Linked DNA regions of Homo sapiens: region 2 is linked to region 1. Evidence: read pairs that join two places in POLR2A ChIA-PET (ENCODE). Cell type or tissue: Panc1. All regions are shown on one strand.

Region 1 (8,000 bases):
AAAGTATATTCCTTCTGTCTAACTGCAATTTTATACCCTTTGATCAACAATCTTCCCTTTTCCCATCCACCTCCCCCAATTCTTTTGGAGCAAAAACCTGTTCCCTAAGTCAAAACTCCTCTGTGAAATATTCCTTGGCTGACGTATACAATTCAGAACCTTCCCTAAGGTTATCAACTTTCATGCTAGATCATATCCATTAGCTTGCTGACACATAATAAAGAGGAGATACATGACAAAATGGTCTCTTGTCCAACCATCCCGCTGTCCATTTTAGAGAAGCATACATATTCTGCATACCAACCAATCTCCCTCCTCAGCATGATATAACAAAAATCTTGTCTTTAGTGTTAGAGATACTTAAGTTCAAATCCCAGATCTGTGAGGAAGTTTCTTAACTTTCTGATCTTCACATCCTCCCAGGATTTTACTGAGGATAAATGAAAATGTATATAAATGCCTACCCTACTTGTCAAAGAACAAGCATCTAATAAACACGAGCACTTCCCTCCATCTTCATTACGGCTGCATTCCCCACCTTCACGTTCTACCTCTCAGGGCAAGCTGTCAGCATTCACATTTATTAAGCATTTACCATGTGCCAGGCACTGCTCTAAAAGCCTTACATGAGAACTCTCAATTATTAAAATAATGCCATTAAGTACTATTTTACTCTCAATTTATAGAAGAGGAAACCAAAGCACAGAGGTTAATTACTTTGCCCAAGGTCTTACAAGTAATAATGGATTAAACACAATTTGAACCCCAGCAGTTTGGCTTAGAGCCCATGTTCTTTTTTTTTTGAGACGGAGTCTCGCTCTGTTGCCCAGGCTGGAGTGCAGTGGCGCGATCTCGGCTCAATGCAAGCTCTGCCTCCTGGGTTCACGCCATTATCCTGCCTCAGCCTCCCAAGCAGCTGGGACTACAGGCGCCCGCCACCACGCCCAGCTAATTTTTTGTATTTTTAGTAGAGACGGGGTTTCACCATGTTAGCCAGGATGGTTTCGATCTCCTGACCTCGTGATCCGCCTGCCTTGGCCTCCCAAAGTGCTGGGATTACAGGCGTTAGCCACCGCGCCCAGCCGAGCCCATGTTCTTAACCATCTCCCAAAGAAAAGTGGAGAGTCAGAACACAGACTTATTATGTATATCCTTATTTTGTACCCAGCAAAGGATTTCTTCCTCTACCTTGCATCCTTTTAGCTACATGCTAGACACACAGAACTTCCTTGGTCCAGAGTTTCAATAGTTCATGGGTTTCCCCCAACCCCCACCAGCAAGAAAAGCAAAGAAACAGAAAAAGAAAAAAGGATGAGAAAGTGGTACAGCTCTTTTAAAATCCCCCACCAAAAGAAAAAGAATGGCAGGAAAAGGAGCAGCAGAGAGGCAAAAGAGAACGGGAACTCTTAAGAGGACAAAGTGGTTTATTTCCTCAGTCTCCTCATCCAAATCAATGTAGTTCAATCATCCATTCCTTCATTTATTTATACAGAAGGTGCCTGCTATGTTCAAGGCACTAAGAGGAAAGTTTATCCTACTTACAATGCTCCTTTTTCCCTGGCACTTATCACTTTGTAACATACTATATAATTTACTAGTGATGCTTTTCCATGCTAGAATGTAACCGCATGAGGGCAGGAATTTCTATCTGTTTTATTCTTTGAAGTGCCCCAAGCACTTAGGGTAGTGCCTGGCATACGGTAATCCATCAATAAAAATTTGATAAATCAATCAACCAATGCAAGTACTATTGAAGAGAAGGATGATAAAAGTTTTTGTTTACTGTTATTTGCTCCTAACTATATGCCACTGTTCTTGAATTTTACCTCAGATTATTGCTAACAAACTTCTAAATTCCTCATATTAAATCCTAGCCCAAGTCAGGCACAGAGGCTCACATCTGTAATCTCAGCACTTTGGGAGGCCAAGGCAGGAGGATGTCTTGAGCCCAGGAGCATAAGACCACCCTGAGCAACATGGCAAAACCCTGTCTCTACAAAAAAAAATTTTTTTTTTTTAATTAGCCAGGCATGGCTGGGTGTGGTGGCTCACGCCTATAGCCCCAGCACTTTGAGAGACTGAGATGGGTGGATCACTTGAGGTCAGGAGTTTGAGACCAGCCTGGTCAACATGGTGAAACCCCATCTCTACTAAAAATATAAAAATTAGCCAGGCATGGTGGCATATGCCTGTAATCCCAGCTACTCGGGAGGCTGAGAATCACCTGAACCCAGGAGGCAGAGGTTACAGTGAGCCGAGATTTTGCTACTGCACTCCAGCCTGGGTGACAGAGTGAGACTTTGTCTCAAAAAATAAAACATAAAACATAAAAAAAAAAGTTAGCCAGGCATGATATGTGATGGCAGGTGCCTGTAGTCCTAGCTACTTGGGAGGCTGATGAGAGGGGATTGCTTGAGTCCAGTCGTTCAAGGCTACAGTGAGTTATGATCACATTACTATAACAGAGCGAGACTCTCTTAAAAAAAAAAAAAGGCAAACTAATGTCTACCTTTATCAACAGAAACAGCTCCAAATAATGATGGACTGATCAAGAAGCTGGTACCAAGAAGTCTCAAAGTTATTTCAACAGCTTCATGGAGTGTTTAGAAACTTCCCAGCTGTAAATAAAAACTACCTTAAATTGCTTGCCTCCTACTCTTTCTCCCTATAATCTGTAATGTTGTGGTCCAAAAAAAGAATTGATTCCACTGTCTTGTATTTCCAGTGAACTTCCAAGCTTCCTCACAGGCTGTGTTAAAGTTTTCCCATTTATAAGCCAATCTTGCCAGAAGAGGCTCTGGAACTCAAATGGGTTACTGCCAGAAGAATCTGGGACAGCTGCACTAGTGTTATATTTCAACCATGTACCCAATCTATGAACTGCTTCCACCAAATGTGAGTGATTTTTTCCTAGCACTTGTTTCCGCTTTCACAAAACACTTTTGGATTTGAAAATGTTTCTGCCTTCTACCCTTTTAAAAAAATGAGATATGAATATGTACATTTATATCTATATATATTTATACTAATTTTTTTTTCTTTGAGACAGGGTCACTCTGTCACCCAAGCTGGAGTGCAGTGGCACAATCACGGCTCACTGCAGCCACAGCCTCCTAGGCTCAAGTGATCCTCCCACTTCAGACTTCTGAGTAGCTGGGACTACAGGTATGCGCCACCATACCTGGCTAATTTTTTAAATTTTTTTGTAGAGACAGGGTCTTGCTATGTTGCCCAGTGTGGTGTGGAACTCTTGGCCTCAAGCAATCCTCCCACCTCAGCCTCCCAAAGTGGTGAGATTACAAACATGAGCCACTGTGCCCCACCTCATGGTACATTTTGATTCTATTACTAGCCTTTCAAAATTGGTTTTGAGAATAACAAAGAACCCATTTTTCTAACCTGTCCATTGTAATAAATGCCAGAGGATAAAGCCTTTGATGGACAGACAGGTGGCTCTCACAGTAGCAATCAGGTATCCAGGATCTCCTCTAATCCATGAATGCAGAGACAACTCTAGCTTCTACAGCATTTAGTGATGATTCAAGTAAATTTTATTTTTAAGCTTGTATTTAAAAGGAAACAATTTGTTAGACAGCCACAGGTAGCACCTACAACCAATTTAATCTGTAATAACCAGTCTAATAAGTGTGTATGTTGGAGGTGTGGGAAGTGAAGATGAAGGCAGCAGAAATGATCAGGTTGAAAAAGTGGACATCTGGGTGACTTACTATGTAAACATAGCTTAAAGTACACATTTCTGAATACCTTGCTTCTAACAGGCTAAGGACTAAGTTTCTCTCTCTTCGTTAAAGCTCTGATCTCTCTCATACCCTCCTTCCCACCACCAATGATTACTGTAAATACTGTAATGGATCAAGCACGACGTTTGCTTCAGTTCTGCGTGGGCATGAAAAGACTTCTACCACCAGCTTACCTTTTATGGACTCCTACATCCATATAAGAATCAAAAGGGCACTTCCTGCAGGCTTCTGTCATGGGACAGCCCTGGGAACTGCCTTGTAATAGGCACAGACCTCCCAAGAGCATTTTAATACCCCCAGTGAACACTGTAAACGGATGGAAATGGAATTGGTCGTCAGATATTTATGATAACATTCCCATTCTGACATTTCAATGCCTTCGGAAGAACCCTCCTCGGCTCACTCACAAGCATCGGAGAGGGCCTTGTCCCCAAGAATACGAGAAAGCCCTTCCTCTCTGTGTACCTGCAGCTTTCAGGCTTCCCACACCTGGTTGGGGAGCAACCTCCTTCCCCCGCCGCCCAGATATCAGAGGAGTATACCTCTCCCAGGTGAGACCACTGAGCCTCTGGGATACCCGGTAGGGGAGGGAGGGTGCAAAGTACTGACAGGTCCTCAGATGCTGGCCAGAGGCTGAAGGAATGTGTCCAGGCTACTCACCAGGAAAGCAGAGAGGATCCCCTGCAGAGCGTCCAGCTTCTCTTCTTCCTCCTCCTCCTGCAGGATACCCAAGATGTAGGCTCCATAAACGGCTCGGTCCACTCCCAGTGCCTCCAACCGTCCGTCCAGCCAGGAGCCAAAGCCGCCGCCTCCGCCATCGCCTTCGCCAGGGGCTATCGCGGCCACTTCGCTGGGCGCCGCCATCTTGGGGTCAGGGTCCTGCAAGCCCCTAGGGCGCCTACCGCAGTGCCTGACGGGCCGCGCCGCAGGTCCACCGCGCATGCCTGAAGAGGAAGCCCAGGCCCGTAAGTGCAAAGAGCGCAGCCGTGTCGGCCGGCTTGAGAGTTTTGTGCTTTCTAGATGAAGCGCGTCTTCGCATACGTGCGGTCGCGTGATCTCACAAGATGCTTGGCATGTGAGTATTCTTAACAGACTCATTCTACAGTTCGGGAAGTTGAGAGAGGTGCAGTAATTTGGCCAAAGTCACGCGGCTAATAACTACCCAGGACTGGAGCTCAGCGTGGATGCCATCGCTTCCTCCACCCGACCGAGCTGCCTTCCCCGCGCTTTCGGGGGATGCTGGCCGCCCACTCCCACACAGCTGTCTGGCAAGAACCTCCTGACAGCCTGGAATACCCTCGTCGTCGCTACCGACGGCTACCACCTTCACCTGTACAAGCCCTTCCCTGTCAAAGTAAAGGTTGCAGAAAACCTTCCCTGATTCCATGGTAGGCACTCAGTAAATAAACAGGCAACCTCAAGTTATTTCTTCCACTCATTGATTCAACGCGTGCACGGGACTATTCTTTGAGAAGCGTACCCCACCCTCTGCTAGGCACTGTGCCAAAAGCTTTTCATGCATTATCTCTTGTAATCCTCCCTACAGCCCTGTGGGGAGATGCTTTTATTGTCCACATTTTAAAGATAAGGAGACAGGCCGGGCGCCATGTCTCACGCCTGTAATCCCAACAGTTTGGGAAGCCGAGGCGGGTGGATCACCTGAGGTCAGGAGTTCGAGACCAGCCTGGCCGACATGGTGAAACCCCGTCTCTAGTAAAAATACAAAAATAAGGCCGGGCACGGTGGCTCACTCCCGTAATCCCAGCACTTTGGAAGGCCAAAGTGGGCAGCTCACCTGAGGTCTGGAGTTCGAGACTAGCCTGACCAAAATGGAGAACCCCCGTCTCTACTAAAAATACAAAATTAGCCGGGCGTGGTGGGACATGCCTGTAATCCCAGCTACGTGGGAGGCTGAGGCAGGAGAATCGCTTGAACCCAGGAGGCGGAGGTTGCGGTGAGCAGAGATCGTGCCATTGCACTCCAGCCTGGGCAACAAGAGCGAAATTCCGTCTCAAAACAAACAACAACAACAACAAAAGCCAGGTGTGGTGGCGCGGGCCTGTAATCCCAGCTACTCAGAATCGCTGGAACCCGGAAGGCGGAGGTTGCAGTGAGCCAAGATCGCGCCGCTGCACTCCAGCCTGAGCGACAGTGAGACTCCATCTCAAAAACAAACAAACAAACGAACAAACAAAATCACTAAAGATAAGGAGACAGATATGGAGAGAGTCACACAACTAGAGGGCGCCTAACCAGTGGCAAGAACTCTTCTTTGGCAGAGTTATGAGAGCTTCAGCTGACGTCAAAACACCTGGCTCTGGGCTGGAATGAATTACCCAAGAATTTGGTTGGCTTTAGCTGAAGTGCAGAGGAAGCTGGCAAGGTCCTGGCTAACTCCTTCCTCAAATATGTACTGAGTACCTTCAGTATGGCATTGTTGCTGGCACTGAAAACACAAAAATGAATGTCACAAAATATATGTCCTCAGGGGTTTTTAATCCATTAGGAACAGACATGTTTAAACAAATGATGACAATATAGTGATATAAATGTTTTAATGGAGCTTTATCTAGCGGAGATTGCAGTAGGATGCCTAGAAGATTGAGTTAACTTTACCTGTTGGAGTGGAGTTGGAAGCAGGTGGGGAGAGGTTCATAGGAAATCCAGGAAGGCTTCCCAGTGGAGATGATGCTTGAACTTTCTTGAAGAATGGTAGGAGTTCTTTACATAAAGGGACTGGAGGGAAAAAGGGGGTAGATCCAGATGCAGGGGAACTGTGAATTCAAAGGCTTGCTAGGGGGCCTCCAGAGAGTCATGTATGGCTTGAGCTACAGGATTCAAATAGAAGATATTCAGGGGATAACAACAAAAAAAGAAGGAAAGGAGTTTGTATACCTTGCAGAGGTCCTCTTATTGCAGAGGTCTACCCTTAGTGGCATTGGGATTATGTAAATGAATGGACACTAAATGAATGGCACAGATACAAATGTAAGAAATATGGCAGAGTGTGAATTTTAGTTGCGTGGCTTCTGTGTGCTCGCTGAGTTAGATAGAATGTGACACTAACAGAGTCAGAGGCCAGAGTCAGCCTCCAAAGGCTTGCCTCTTTTTCAAGTCCTCAGTTATTCTTTCTAATCTAGTAGCTGTCTTGCAGGTAGGGCTTGTCAGTTCACAGACCTGGGTGCCATCATGGCTCAAGGATGATAGCTGGTCAGTGCAGAGCCCCCAAACCAGAAAAACATCACAAAATTTTGTTTTTTAGAAATACAGCCTCACAAGAAGTTTCAAAAATAGTACATAGAGTCCTGCACACCTTCACCCAGTTTCCCCCAATAGTAACATCAAACATAAAGACAGTATAATAGTAAATCAGGAAATTGATATAGGTATTATGCAATAAGGTTTTTTTGGTTTTTGTTTTGAGGTGGAGTCTCACGGTTGTCGTCCAGACTGGAGTGCAGTGGTATGATCTCAGCTCACTACAACCTCCGTCTCCTGGGTTCAAGCAATTCTCCTGCCTCACCCTTCCATGTAGCTGGGATTACAGGCACCCAGCACCACACCCGGCTAATTTTTTTCCTATTTTTAGTAGAGATAGGGTTTTGCCATGTTGGCCAAGCTGGTCTCAAACTGCTGATCTCAGGTGATGCACCTGCTTCGGCATCCCAAAGCGCTGGGATTACAGGCATGAGACACTGCTCCTGGCCATAATGCAATAAGGTTTTTTGAAAGCATCAACAAGCTTCTCAAAAACTGAATCAAGGTTCTCCAGACCCTAAATTTTAAGAATATCCTCAATGGCTATTTTACTACAAAAGTAACATAGCTCATGCTTTAAAAAATATTATATAAGGCCAAGCACGGTGGCTCACGCCTGTAATCCCAGCACTTTGGAAGGCCAACGCGGGTAGATCAACTGAGGTCGGGAGTTCGAGACCAGCCTGGCCAACTGGTGAAACCCCATCTCTACTAAAAAAATACAAAAAAATGGCCCTGCGCGGTGGCTCACACCTGTAATCCCAGCACTTTGGGAGGCCGAGGCGGGCAGATCACGAGGTCAGGAGATCGAGACCATCCTGGATAATAGGTGAAACCCCGTCTCTACTAAAAATACAAAAAAAAATTAACTGGGTGTGGTTGCGGGCGCCTATAGTCCCAGCTACTAGGGAGGCTGAAGCAGGAGAATGGCGCGAATCCGGGAGGCAGAGCTTGCAGTGAGCCGAGATCTGACCACTGCTC
Region 2 (8,000 bases), 240 kb before region 1:
AGTTTAAAGAAAAAAAAAAGGCCAGGCATGGTGGCTCACGGCTGTAATCCCAGCACTGTGGGAGGCCAAGGCAGGCAGACTACTTGAGGTCAGGAGGTCGAGATCAGCCTGGCCAACATGGCAAAACCTCGTCTGCATTTAAAATACAAAAATTAGCTGGGCGTGGTGGCATGTTCCTGTAATCCCAGCTACTTGGGAGGCTGAGGCAGGAGAATCACTTGAAACTGGGAGGCAGAAGTTGCAGTGAGCCGAGATCACACCATTGCACTCCAGTCTGGGGCAACAAGAGAGAATCTCCATCTCACGGGGGGAAAAAAAGTGGTAGCACTTTTGTGCCCTGAGTTTTACTTATGTTTATATCCATATCTGACACAGTATGTAGGCCAGAATGGCATTTAGTTAAAAAGCATTTGTTGACTCAGAGAATGAACATGTTCGTAGCGGGTCTGAAACTTGTTCAACTGTAAATACTTAGTCATCATGATGCGCGCCGCTTAACATCACAAGATACTAATGATTTAACTCTCATAATCAAGGAATTATTTTATCAAGTAGAACATATCACTATATTAGAAAGGTCTCCATATATCAAAAAATATGTAAACTTTTATAATGAAATATTTGAGTTTTACATTACTGGTCATTAGAGCCTTAAGGCTTGTTCAATTTCATTTCTTGTTATCACTCAGTAGTCAAGGAGAAGGAAGCATCAAATGTTTAAGAAAAAAATACTAAAGAACTTACATTCAACATATATCGACAAACTTTTAAAAAACTGAATTGGAAAGTTGCCATAACCAGTTTCAGTGAAGGAAAACCTCAAGTCAGCCCCCATAATAATGGTGTTTTCCAGGAAATTAGGTTTAGGGTAAGTGGTCTGTTAGAAATTCTGAAAACATTTTTCCTCTTTTTAAAAAACAGGTCACAGTAAAAATTAATGGCTTCCTTCAAGTACCCAGTACACTCCTATATACATGTAGGTAGACCAAAAATTACCAGTGAGCTCCAATCTATGTGAGTATTTCTTTTTCTTTTTTTTTTTTCCCCCCCTAAGATGGAGTTTCACTCTTGTTGCCTAGGCTGGAGTGCAACAGCGCGATCTCGGCTCACTGCAACCTTCACTTCCTAGGTTCAAGCGATTCTCCTGCCTCAAGCCTCCTGAGTAGCTGGGATTACAGGTGCCCGCCACCAGGTGGCTAATTTTTTGTATTTTTAGTAGAGACGGGGTTTCACCATGTTGGCCAGGCTGGCCTCGAACTTCTGACTTCAGGTGATCCACCCACCTCATACTCCCAAAGTGCTGGGATTACAGGCATGAGCCACTGTGCCCAGCCTACATGAGTATTTCTTGATTAATGAATTCCAAAAGAAAAAATATACTTGTAAAGAGTGGCAACATGAAACTCAGGGGATCTGAATTACAGTTCTGTCACTAATGGGGCATGTGACCCATTATTAGCTATTAATTTCTTTTTATTTTTAGAGACAGAATCTCACCCTGTTGCCTAGGCAGGACGGAATGCAGTGAAGTCATCATAGTTTACTGTAACACTGAACTCCTGGGCTCAAGTGATCCTCCCACCTCAGCCTCCTAAGTAGCTAGGACTACAGGCACTCACCACCATGTGTGGCTAATTAAAAAAAAAAAAATTTTTTTTTGTAGAGATGGTGTCTCACTATGTTGCCCAGGCTGGTTTCAAACTCCTAGCCTCGAGTTATCCTTCTGCCTCAACCTCACAAAGTGCTGGGATTACAGGTGTGAGTCACCATGCCGCCTATATTAGTTTCGTGATCCAAAAATAGAGGAGTTAAAGGCCAGGCGCAGTGGCTCACGCCTGTAATCCCAGCACTTTGGGAGGCCGAGGCGGGCAGATCACGAGGTCAGCAGATCGAGACCATCCTGGCTAACACGGCGAAACCCAGTCTCTACTAAAAACACAAAAAATTAGCCAGGCGTGTGGCAGGCGCCTGTAGTCCCAGCTACTCGGGAGGCTGACACAGGAGAATGGTGTGAACCCGGGAGGTGGAGCTTGCAGTGAAGCCGAGTTCACACCACTGCACTCCAGCCTGGGCGACAGAGTGAGACTCTGTCTTAAAAATAAAGGAGTTAGACAAATCTATAAGGTTCACTTCACAATTCTAAAGTTTGAAGAGTGGAAAATATTTGAGTAGAAAATATCTGGGGGGATTATGTAGACAGCAGCCAGTCTTGTGATACTATAATAAGCCAACAATCAAATGCCTTCTTAAACTTACTATTGTTTTTCCATAGCTACACTGAAAATTTTACTATTCCAGGATCACTCCATTACCCCAAAACTTTCCAGCCTCATTTAACTTTCCACTGCAACTCCTCCATTTCATCTATTTTTTTTTCCTTAAAGACTGAGTCTCACTCTGTCACCCAGGCTGGAGCACAGTGTCACAATCTTGGCTCACTGCAACCTCCGCCTCGCAGGTTCAAGTGACTCTCCTGCCTCAGTCTCCTGAGTAGCTGGGATTACAGGCATGCATCACCATGCCCAGCTAATTTCTTTGTGTTTTAGTAGAGATGGGGTTTCACCATGTTGGCCAAGCTGGTCTCGAACTCCTGACCTCAAGTGATCTGCCCGCCTTGGCCTCCCAAAGTGCTGGGATTACAGGTGTGATCCACCGCACCTGGCCTCCATTTCATGTTTAATAAAAAAAAATTTTTTTTTTTTTAAGACAGTCTCACTCTGTTGCCCAAGCTGGAGTACAGTGGCACACTCTTGGCTCACTGCAACCTCTACCTCCTGGGTTCAAGCAATTCTCCTGCCTCAGTCAGCCTCCTGAATAGCTGGGACTACAGGCACGTGCCACCATGCCTGGCTAATTTTTGTATTTTTAGTAGAGACAGGGTTTCACTATATTGGCCAGGCTGGTCTTGAATTCCTGACCTCGTGATCTGCCCGCCTCAGCCTCCCAAAGTGCTGGGATTACAGGTGTGAGCCACCGCACCCAGCCAATAAACTTCTTCCTATATTTTTCTAGGCAATCCCTAAAAAAGACTGGGCTGCAAAGCTTAGCTCTCCAATAAGAGATAATAGCTAGACACTTGTGTGACTTTTGGCAAGCAGAGCCTGAGTCTCAGCAGCCTCCTCTGCAAAATGAAAATATTATCACCACCTTTTTTTTTTTTTTTTTAAGACAGGTTCTAGCTCTATGGCTCAGGCTGGAGATTAGAGTGCAGTCACACAATCATAGCTCACTTGCAGCCTCAAACTCCTGGGCTCAAGCAATCCTCCTGCCTTAACCTCCCAAGTAGCTAGGGCTACAGGCATAAGCCATCACACCACACCTACCCCATCCCCCTTTTTAGGACTGGCATACAGACCAAAAGAGACAACAAATGGAAGATATTTTGTAAACTTTAAATCACTATGCAGAACGCTCAAGGGTTCAGAAAATAAAGAAATTAGTCTTCCTTTTATTTCCAAATTAGACATTTTGGGGGTGTTTGTTTGTGAGACAGGGTCTCACTCACTCTGTTGCCCCAGCTGGAGTACAGTGGCGTGATCTCAGCTCACTGCAACCTCTGCCTCCCAGGTTCAAGCGATTCTCCTATCTCAGCCTCCTGAGTAGCTGGGATTACAGGAGCCCACTACCAAGCCCGGCTAATTTAAATTTGGCATTTTTGAAAGTAAATACCTTAAAATGAAAGATACTCTAAAACAGAATCTGTGATAATTTCCAAATGTTTTACATACAATTTGATGGTAATGAAACAACCCCATTTACAGATGGAGAAAATTATTATCTATGATCAATAATCAAAGTATTACAGGCTGGGTATGGTGGCTCACGCCTATAATCCCAGCACTTTGGGAGGCTGAGGCAGGATGACAGCTTGAGCCCTGGAGTTCCAGACCAATCTAGGCAACATAGGGAGACCCTGTCTCTATGAAAAAAATTTAAAAATTGGCCAGACATGGTGGCAAATGCCTATATTCCCAGCTACAGCTACACAGGATGCTGAGGTGGGAGGATCACGTGAGCCAAAAAAAAAAAAAAGGGGGGGGGGGGAAGAAGGAGGAAGAAGAAGAAGGAAGAAGAAGAGGAAGAGGAAGAAGAAGAGGAAGAGGAAGAAGAAGAAGAAGAAGAAGAAACAAACCACTATCACTATATACCCTTTTGCTCACTTAAGAAGCTTCCTGGACACTCCACTCTCTTGCCTAAGTATCCTACTAACCCAGTGTCATTTTAATAAGGCAAACTAACCTAGGTCCAAAAGTCTATGAATACTAAGATAGGAAACAATGTAAATTAGGCTAAGGCTAAGACTATAAAAAAAAAAAAATAAACAGCACTATACTACTTTAGTGTAACCAATACATTTTGGATAAATTTAAAAAAAAAAACTGTCCACCCTATTTACTATAATGAAGGTAATTTTCTTAGAAGCCTGTTATTCATATGGTCCAAAAGAATGTTTTTCTAGCCCTGATCCATTCTATTTGCATTAAAAAATGGGGCAAGGGGATATTTAAAATATCATTTCCTGGGCTAGGCGTGGTGGCTCACGCCTGTAATCCCAGCACTTTGGGAGGTTGAGGCGGGTGGATGACCTTAGGTTAGGAGTTCGAGACTAGCCTGGCCAACATGGTGAAACCCTGTCTCTGCTAAAAAATACAAAAATTAGCCAGGCGTGATGGCACATGCCTGTAATCCCAGCTACTTGGGAGGCTGAGGCAGAAGAATCACTTGAACCCGGGAGGCAGAGGTTGCAGTGAGCCGAGATCGCACCACTGCACTCCAGCCTGGGCAACAATAGCGAAACTGTCTCCAAAAAATAAATAAATAAAATAAAATATCATTTCCTGAACCCTACCCCAGACCTGCTGATTTATGCTGGTCAGAATCGACATTAAATTTTTTGCTTGTTTTCTTTTTCAGTAGATACAAACTCTTGCTATGTGGCCCAGGCTGGTCTTGAACTCTGAACTCAAGCCATCCTCCCACCTCAGCCTCCCAAAGTGCTGGGGTTACAGGCGTGAGCCCCTGCACTCAGCCTCAGAATCTACTTTTTTTTTTTTTTTTTCCTGAGACAGAGTTTCACTCTTGTTGCCCAGGCTGGAGTGCAATGGCGTGATCTTGGCTCACCGCAACCTCCGCCTCCCAGGTTCAAGCAATTCTCCTGCCTCAGCCTCCCGAGTAGCTGGGATTACAGGCATGCACCACAACGCCCGGCTAATTTTGTATTTTTAGTAGAGACGGGGTTTCTCCATGTTGAGGCTGGTCTTGAACCCCTGACCTCAGGTGATCCGCCCGCCTCAGCCTCCCAGAGTGCTGGGATTACAGGCGTGAGCCACTGCACCCGGCCTGAATCTACATTTTTAACAAGAACCCAAGGTGATTCTGCTGAAAGCCATAAGACTAATAATGGAAAAAGCACTGGGGTAGAAGTAAGAAGACTTGTTTAGTAAAGGTAGCTCCTATCCTTAGCAGTTTCACCTCAGATAAACATTTAAGTTTCTCAATCTTTTAAGTGGCATTATGTCTTATTCTATATACTGGAGAGAGAAATATATAGGTATATAAAACATATAGCCATATTTAATTCCTGACACCCCCAAATCTTGTAAAAATATGGCTATATGGAGGGTATAGCAAGGTCACAGTGCTTACTAGTTGCAGAGTTAGAATTGAACCCAGGTGAAATTTCAGATGAGCTCACAAAGTAGTAACTTGCGGTTCAAATACAGCCTGGTATGTTTTGTTTAATTTCATTATTTTAGACTTCAAGCCAACATTTATCAATTAGAACATTTCACAGAAAAGGAATCTGAATTCCTGGCTGCTTTTAACAATTTTAGAAGATCCAGCAACACTGAGATTATAATCTTAGGTGGCAACAATTACCTTCTCTAAACACAGCAAAACTCACACCACTTGCTATTGTCTCACACTCACTCAATTTCAACAACGTATGCTATCATCGGGCCCCAACTCCTACTTCAGGTCTACATTCTTTGCTCCCTCCTTTTGAACCAAATGGGATTTACAAGAAAACCAAGTGGGATTTCTATCTACTGGTTTGGGAAGATTTAGTGAGAAAGGAAATACTGGATTTAAAACTAATAAACTACATTTGAAATACTACATAAAAATATATTACACTTTGTTCTCTTTTCCGAGTGTTTTAAGTGCCATTGTTTTGAATTTTGGTGGTAAATTTTAAATGAACTTTTGAAAGATTTTAATAAAATATGTTTATTATAAAACACTTTTTACTTTATGTTCTTATCATTTTCAGATTTCATTCCACTTTAAAATACCAACGCTTCTCATGGAAGAATAAAGAGATTCCACTAACTCACAGACACCTGTACTCCATGTATCTATCAGCAAGTATAGATGCACAGATAGAAAATAGTTGGTTGCTTCTTTATTCTCACAATCTGAGACTTTTCACTTGTTAATTATTATAAAAAATTTGAAATTATAACTTAAATTGCTCAATTCTCTATTAAGCTTCCACTGTACCTTTAACTTCACAATTAAAACAATCATTATACTGTATTAAATTTGTTACATTATTTGTTTCCCTATTAGAAATAAACCTCTGGAGGGCAGAGGTTCTATCTTATTCACTCTTAAAGACTTAGTACAGATCTGGCACATTCTTTTTCTCTTTTTCTTTGGAGACAGAGTCTTACTCTGTCACCCAGGCGGCTCACTGTAACCTCCGCCTCCTGAGTTCAAGCTATTCTCATGCCTCAGCCTTCCAAGTAGCTGGGATTACAGGCGTGCACCAACATGCCTGGCTAATTTTTGTATATTTTGGTAGAGAGGGTTTCGCCATGTTGGCCAGGCTGGTCTTGAACTCCTAGCCTCAAGTGATCCACCTGCCTCGTCCTCCCATAGAGCTGTGATTACAGTCGTGAGCCACCACACCCAACCCAGATCTGGCACCTTTTAAGCATGCAATAAACATATGCAGAATACAAAACAAGAAAAACAGCAACAGAGAATACATAAATGCACAGTAATTACTATCCTTTAGGAATTTACAGTCTACTGAATTAGGTAAAAGAGACACATCAACAAAAATTATACAAGATTGAATATTTAAAATGCCACAGGAGAGAAACAGAAAGTAGAAGTCAGGGAGGAAATTATAGTATGAGACATAAGTTACAGTATTTTCTTTTTCCCTGGACACCAATTTCCATCCCTAAATATTTGGCAAAAGTTCTTACCACTCAACTTTAGCCTTAAGTTTCTAGTGAATTTATACTCATCATGAAGAATATATATGACCACTTCAAGTGCCCTACGAGAATATATCACATTCAGAATTATCTCCACTTTTTCTGGCCTGAATAACTACTGTATATTTCAATTCGGTGGCACTGGTATTTCTCACCACCATCATATCTCTCCAGGATAGGGAAGTAAGCTAGCACCTACAGTTTAGGTACATTACAGCATATTGGTTAAAAGCATAGGTTTTGGCACCAAGATTCTACCACTTATCTGCTGTAAGATCTTGGGCAGGCTGGGCGTGGTGGCTTAAGCCTGTAATCCCAGCACTTTGGGAGGCCGATTCGGGCGGATTGCCCGAGGTCAGGAGTTTGAGACCAGTCTGGCCAACATAGTGAAACCCCGTCTCTAATAAAAATACAGGAAAATTAGTCAGGTGTGGTGGCATGCACCTATAATCTCAGCTAGTTGGGAGGCTGAGGCAGGGGAATTGCTTGAACCAGGGAGGTGGAGGTTGCAGTGAGCCGAGACTGCACCACTGCACTCCAGCCTGGGTGACAGAGCAACACTCCGTCTCAAAAAAAAAAAAAAAAAGAAAAAAAAAAAAAGGAAAAAAGATCTTGGGCAAAGATCTTTTGGTAAAATGCTCTTTGGGTAAAATGGGAGTATCTACCTCAAAGAGGATTTAAGTTAGAAAATCCATGTCCAAGCACTCAGTAAACACTTAATAAATGATGGCTATTATAAAAGATTAACACTAAATCTAGTGAATAGGG

What was found. ChIA-PET counts read pairs that join two places held together with the same protein. Peaks named below come from ENCODE experiments on the same cell type or tissue, not always from the same donor. Only the 100,000 strongest peaks of a DNase experiment are listed, where the experiment ranks them.
Region 2: POLR2A ChIA-PET joins it to region 1 with 10 read pairs; 4 of 35 experiments call an interaction of 5 or more read pairs at or near these places.

Annotation. Positions count from the first base shown.
Region 1 is chr17:44,685,129-44,693,128 of GRCh38, forward strand. CCDC43 (coiled-coil domain containing 43) reads right to left here and starts at 4,648. Exons shown (of 5, transcript NM_144609.3): 1 at 4,422-4,648. The coding sequence starts at 4,625. It overlaps LOC105371792 (a long non-coding RNA gene), which reads left to right. Exons shown (of 4, transcript XR_007065769.1): 2 at 2,726-2,895; 3 at 3,050-3,165; 4 at 3,813-3,885. It overlaps LOC124904010 (a long non-coding RNA gene), which reads left to right and starts at 4,653. Exons shown (of 2, transcript XR_007065770.1): 1 at 4,653-4,726; 2 at 4,867-5,182. RefSeq lists enhancers at 4,381-4,970, 4,639-4,778. In Panc1, no CTCF peak of the experiment used is centred here; a DNase peak (open chromatin) is centred at 4,793; H3K4me3 peaks cover 1,876 bases; H3K27ac peaks cover 1,509 bases.
Region 2 is chr17:44,444,472-44,452,471 of GRCh38, forward strand. All of the region lies in intron 3 of GPATCH8 (G-patch domain containing 8), which reads right to left. Among named protein-coding and RNA genes, the nearest start is that of GPATCH8, 55 kb to the right of the region's middle. In Panc1, no CTCF peak of the experiment used is centred here; no DNase peak of the experiment used is centred here.